Linked DNA regions of Homo sapiens: region 2 is linked to region 1. The links are chromatin contacts, found by Hi-C or POLR2A ChIA-PET in ENCODE. All regions are on one chromosome and are shown on one strand. The core of a region is the stretch at or near the end of the contact, and the rest is flanking DNA. Distances in the headings are between cores, read along the strand shown. Region 1 holds the start of NR1H3 (nuclear receptor subfamily 1 group H member 3). Region 2 holds the start of RAPSN (receptor associated protein of the synapse).

What was found. A loop is a pair of places that touch in the nucleus more often than their neighbours do. ChIA-PET counts read pairs that join two places held with the same protein, here RNA polymerase II (POLR2A). Pooled maps may share reads with other maps.
Region 2: a loop to region 1 is called in a map of mammary epithelial cell, with 8 times the contacts of the local background. The contact joins the promoter of RAPSN here to the promoter of NR1H3 in region 1. A Hi-C loop is called at or near these places in 2 of 168 maps with a recorded cell type or tissue (chondrocyte and mammary epithelial cell), 2 of 37 single-sample maps with no recorded cell type and 12 of 50 pooled maps. POLR2A ChIA-PET finds 5 or more read pairs at or near these places in 6 of 52 experiments (A549, B cell, GM12878 and 3 more).

The regions. Positions count from the first base shown.
Region 1 is chr11:47,256,366-47,259,245 of GRCh38, forward strand. It overlaps NR1H3 (nuclear receptor subfamily 1 group H member 3), which reads left to right and starts at 1,631. Exons shown (of 10, transcript NM_005693.4): 1 at 1,631-1,764; 2 at 2,815-2,880. The coding sequence starts at 2,852.
Region 2 is chr11:47,447,886-47,450,765 of GRCh38, forward strand. It overlaps RAPSN (receptor associated protein of the synapse), which reads right to left and starts at 1,251. Exons shown (of 8, transcript NM_005055.5): 1 at 888-1,251; 2 at 1-265. The coding sequence starts at 1,079.

The DNA of each region.
Region 1 (2,880 bases), core at 381-2,880:
TGGCTCAACTATTCTTATTTTAAAGATAGGGAAACAAAGATTCAGAGACGTTAAGTAACTTGCTCAATCAAGATCACATAGGTAATAAGAGGTTTAGGATTTGAACCCAAAATCTGAGCCCAGAGTCTGAACGCTAAATCAACATGCTGAGTTGAAATTGACTACAGCAGTTGTGATGGCGTGTGCCTGTAATCCTAGCACTTTGGAAGGCTGAGGTGGGAGGATGGCTTGAGCCCAGGAGTGTGAAGCCAGCCTGGGCAACATAGTGAGACCCTACCCCAAAAAAGGTAAAAAAAAAAAAAAAAAGGAATAATAAAAAAAATTGACTAGGGCTAATAAGTACGGGATAGACGAGAATAATATTTCTTTTTTTTTTTTTTTTGGGGACAGAGTCTCGCTCTGTCACTCAGGCAGGAGTGCAGTGGCGCAATCTCGGCTCACTGCAAGCTCTGCCTCCCGGGTTCACGCCATTCTTCTGTCTCAGCCTCCCGAGTAGCTGGAACTACAGGCGCCTGCCACCATGCCCGGCTAATTTTTTGTATTTTTAGGAGAGACGGGGTTTCACCGTGTTAGCCAGGATGGTCTCGATCTCCTGACCTCGTGATCCGCCTGCCTCGGCCTCCCAAAGTGCTGGGATTACAGGCGTGAGCCACCGCGCCCGGCCGAGAATATATTATATTTTTCTTGTTATTCATTCAACAAATAGGAACACAGTACCTACTCTGTTGCCACATCTATGCCAGCCCTGTTTCAGGGGTGTTGGGGGAGATGAAATCAATAAAATATGATGTCTACTTTCAGGGATGGATTTCATGCCCCAGGCAGCAGAGTAGGAAGAATGACTATAGTCTCAGTAGCTGCTGGTTGGAGCCTGCCATCACTTCAGATGGGGTTGTTCCCCAGAAGAGGCAACCCGCATACCTTCCCAGGTCCATCCTGGGCTGCCACCTGAGTTGCCTGTCTTCCTTCTGCCACCTCCACCCCTATCCCAGGCCTGCCACTGCTCATAGCAGATTTCCTATCAAAGGCTCTCCTGGCCTCCTCTCTTATCTGTGGCCCCCGCAGGGCACCCACTTTCAGAAACTCCCTGGAAGGCCCAGCACCTGCCTCTCTCCACCCCTGGATTTCTACCAGCTTGGCTGAGGCCTGGGGCTAGTGGGGAGAGCTTCTTGGCCTCTTCCCAGAGGCAAGGGAGGAGGAGGGAGGCTGGGAAAGCCGCTGGGGCTCAGTGTCGCAATTCCGGGCCGTGCTGGGACCTTTGCTCCACGAGGTGCCTATGGAGGGGAGGGAACACGATTCTGGAGGCTGCTGGGATTGGGGTGGGGGTTCCTGGGAGGCAGTCCTTTTGCAAGAGCTGCTAAGAGCGCTGGGTAAGGAGAGGAAGGGGAGAGACATGGAACTTGGCTGGTCTGCAGGGAAATGCCACTGTTTTGGCCGGGAGTAGGGGGCGGGAGTGGCGGGAGAGGGGGTGGCCGGCTGGGGAGGAGCCAGCCTGGTGGAGAAGCTGCCCTGTGGGCGGGGGTGAGGAGGGGAGGGCTGTGGTCACCAGGCAGGAAGGAGGGGTGGCCTGACCCCTCGGCAGTCCCTCCCCTCAGCCTTTCCCCAAATTGCTACTTCTCTGGGGCTCCAGGTCCTGCTTGTGCTCAGCTCCAGCTCACTGGCTGGCCACCGAGACTTCTGGACAGGAAACTGCACCATCCTCTTCTCCCAGCAAGGGGGCTCCAGAGACTGCCCACCCAGGAAGTCTGGTGGCCTGGGGATTTGGTGGGTCTGCTCCTTAGCAGTGGCCTGGGGCTCTGTGTGTGTATCTGGGGTGGGGTCGGGGAATGTCCTAAGGATCTGAGAAGGGGGTTTCTGGGGAGAAGTGAGGGGTGATGGTGATGGAAGCTTGGGACAGGAGCAGGACTCTGGGTCCCAGAATAACTCATGAGGGGCTCAGGGGAGGAGGTCCTCTATGTGAATTGGGGAGATTCTTGGAGACAGGTTTGTGCTGGGACCCTGGAAAGTGGCACGAGCGAGGTTCTCTAATAAGCAGCGTGTTTCACTGGGTGGAGTGAGCTGTCCTCAGTGTTGGAGTGAGGGGGAAGGGGCCCAAGAGAAGCAGGGCAGATGCACCCAAACATTCCCTGCTGGCCTGGAGGGGACTTTGGGGGAGAAAAGCCGGCACGGTGGCTGGGAGCCCAGACTTTGGAGTCAGAGGAGGGTTGGAGTCTTGACTCTACCGCCGCCTAACTGTGTGACCATAGTTACTTAATCTCTTTGAACCTCAGTTTGCTTATCTGTAAAATGAGTTTAAGAATAGTCCTGAGCCAGGAGCAGTAGCGTGCGCCCATAATCTCAGATACTCAGGAAGCTGAAACCTGATTGCTTCAGCCCAGTAGTTTGAGGCGATAGTGTCCTATTATTGCACCTGTGAATAGCACTGAGTTCCAGCCTGGGCAACATAGAGAGACCCCATCTCAAAAAAAAAATTAATAGTTTTGACCTCAGAGGGATATTATGAGGAAAGCACATAAAGCCTTATAACAGGCTGGGCGCAGTGGCTTACTCCAATAATCCCCACACTTTGGGAGGCCCAGGTGAGAGGATCACTTGAGCCCAGGAATTCCTAGACTAGCCTGGGCAAAATAGGGAGAACCTGTCTCTAAAAAACATAATAGTAATATAATAAAGCCTTAGTACAGGCTAATATATGGCAAGTAAATGTTAGCTGATATTGTTGATATTGATAAAAGGGAGGATCAGGTGGAGAAGGGAGCTGAGGCCAGAAAGGAGCCCAGTTCTAGAAGAGTATAATCTGGGTCCTTCCTGCAGGACAGTGCCTTGGTAATGACCAGGGCTCCAGGAAGAGATGTCCTTGTGGCTGGGGGCCCCTGTGCC
Region 2 (2,880 bases), core at 1-2,500, 190 kb after region 1:
CATAGCGCAGGGCCTTCTCGAAGCTCTCCAGGGCCTTCTGGAAGACGCTGAGGCCCAGGAAGGCATTGCCCATGCTCAGGCTGACCTGGCCTCCGAGCTGGGCACCTGCCCTGGTACCAGGCAGCCCAAGGCAGGTCTTGCAGTAGGAGATGGTCTTGTGAAACTCGCACAGCTTCTCGTTGCTGCGTGCCAGGTTCAGGTAGCTCTCCAGGAGGAAGTCGGCATCCTCCAGCTCCCGGGCCGTGTCGATCTGGACCACAGCGAACTGCACACAGCGACGGTGGGCAGGTGGTGCTCAGCCTGGACTCTGAGCCTTGGACCCCAGCCTGCACTGCAGGCTCAGACCTGGAGGCCCCACACCCACCCCCCAGCCTCACACCCAAAGCAGCAGATCCCAAAGCTTCTTTTCAGACCCAGAGCTTCTACCCGCCAGCCTCAGCTACCTTCCCTACACCCCAGCCTCACCTCCCAAGCTCAGGCTTGCAGCCTTCACCTTCTATCCCAAGCCTCAGATCTGGAGTCTCCACCACCCACCCACCCCCAGCCGCAACCCTGGAGCCCACACCCCGCCAGGCTCAGACACAGAACACCAGACAGGAAGGCTGAAACCTACAATGGGCTTGAGACCCACAAACCCTCGACCCTGAGGCTGGAGAACCTCAGTCTCAGAGACTCGGGCACCACAGTTCAAGGCCACAGGCCTGAATCTGATGCCAAGACTCAGTATCTAAGACCCAGGGCCTTAGATATAAATTCAGAGCCTCGGGCCCTGGCTGCCAGCCTGTGGGACACAGGGGAGCCCGAGGAGGCCGAGAGGGGACTGGGGAGCCTGGGAGACATCCGGCCCCAGCCTGACCCTCGAACGCCCCCAGGCCGGGTACACCCACCTTCAGCATCTCCTTGTAGCGGCCCATCTCCGAGTGGGCTGTGACCAGGCAGCCCAGCACGCGGAAGCGCCCCATGAGGTCCGAGCTCTTCTCCAGCACCTTTGTCCACACCTGCAATGCCTTCTCTGTCTGGTTGGACTGGTACAGCTGGAGCCCCTTCTCGATCTGCTGCTTGGTCTGGTCCTGCCCCATCCTCCCCAAGCCCTGTGTCCCACGTGGGGTGATCCCTGGTGGCTCCGTGCCTCTAGGCACTCATGGGGCAGGAATCACAGTGCCAGCTGCCCCCCGAAACGTGGGAACAAAAGCAGCGTCGGGTGGGAGCCGGAATGGGGCCTGGATGGAGAGCAGGCGCCACCCTGGGAACAAAGCTGGTTCAGCCCGTCTGCAGCTGTCGCTGCCAGTTGGGGCCACATGGCCTCTGAGGAATGTCAGCAGCAAGGTCACGTGGGCCTCTGCTGCACCCACCCGCGAGCTGGGACGTGGCTTCCCTGAGCATACAGGCACCTTGCCACCTGGGCACCCCCTTGGGCGTCCCTTAGGCACCTCTGACACTGACCCTGACCGCCCTGGCAGCACGGGCCCTCCCAGCAGCCTTGCCAAGGGGCCAGCTCCAGCAAGTGGGCAGGCCTTGGGCTAGAGGTGCTCGGGGGAAGGAGAGCGAGGCTGGACCTGCAGGTCCGGGGAAGCCAGGTGAGCGCCCAGCCCTGCTTCTTCCCCATCAAGACACCCCTGACCGCAGCATCCCCTGGCTCTGTTCCTGAAATTCACTGAGCACCGTGGGTCACTCATCCAGGCCCAGGCTGACACCATTCACCAACTCTCACCTTAGAGAGTCTGGGAAAGACCTCCAGCTGGTGAGAGGCCTGAGCTCTAGCCTGGCTTCCTTCGAACTCTCAGTGGGACCCTAGCCAAGTGACCTGGCACCGTGGACTGAAGAGAGGAATGGTACCTGGCTCACTGGACTGCTATGAGAACTCAATGACGAAAGAGTTGAGAAGGACTTAGGACAGTGCCCGGCACAGGAAACCCCGCATGTGCTGCAAGAGGCTATTTTGCTCCATGGCAAATCCCCACCCGGGCCAGAACCCAGCCCTTGAAGTTTCAATGTCTCACTTCCAATCCCAACCCCGGGCTGAAAGGGTCCTCATAATGAGATTTAACACCAGATACTGTGGAGAAGGGCAAGGTCTTATGTAGTATTGGGGCCCCCGCTAGCAGGCCAGCTCATCCAGCCCCCCTTTCTCCTCTCTCTGCATGCCAGCCTTCTTCCTGCCCCAGGGCAAAAGTTTATCCTTTCTGGCTGGGCAATTCAGTGGTTTTTAGTATATTCACAGAGATGCACATTAATTGCCACTAATTCCAGAACATTTTAACCACCCCAAAAAGGAGACGCACACCCATCAGCAGTTACACCACTCCATTCCCCACCTTGATATGACTGAATCATGTCCCCCCGCAACCAAACGCATATGTTTAAGTCCTAACACTCAGTATCTCATAAGGTGACTGTCTTTGGAGACAGGGTCTTTAAAGGGTGATTAAGGTAAAATGAAGTCACATTGTACCTCATCCAGTTAAGACTGGTATCCCCCCCCCCTTTTTTTTGAGACAGGGTCTCACTCTGTCACCTAGGCTGGAGTGCAGTGGTGCAGTCACAGCTCACTGCAACCTCTACCTCCTAGGCTCAAGTGACCCTCCCACCTCAGTCTCCTGGGTAGCTGAGACCACAGCTGTCTAGTTTTTGTAGAGATGGGTTTCACCATGTTGCCCAGGCTGGTCTTGAACTCCTGGAGGTGGAGGTTTCAGTGAGCCGTGATTGTGCCACTGCACTCCAGCCTGAGCACCAGAGCAAGACCTTGTCTCAAAAAATAAATAAACAATAAATTTTTATTTTTAAAAATTATTTTTGAGACGGAGTTTTGCTCTTGTTGCATAGGCTGGAGTGCAGTGGCACAATCTCAGCTCACTGAGACTTCTACCTCCCGGGTTCAAG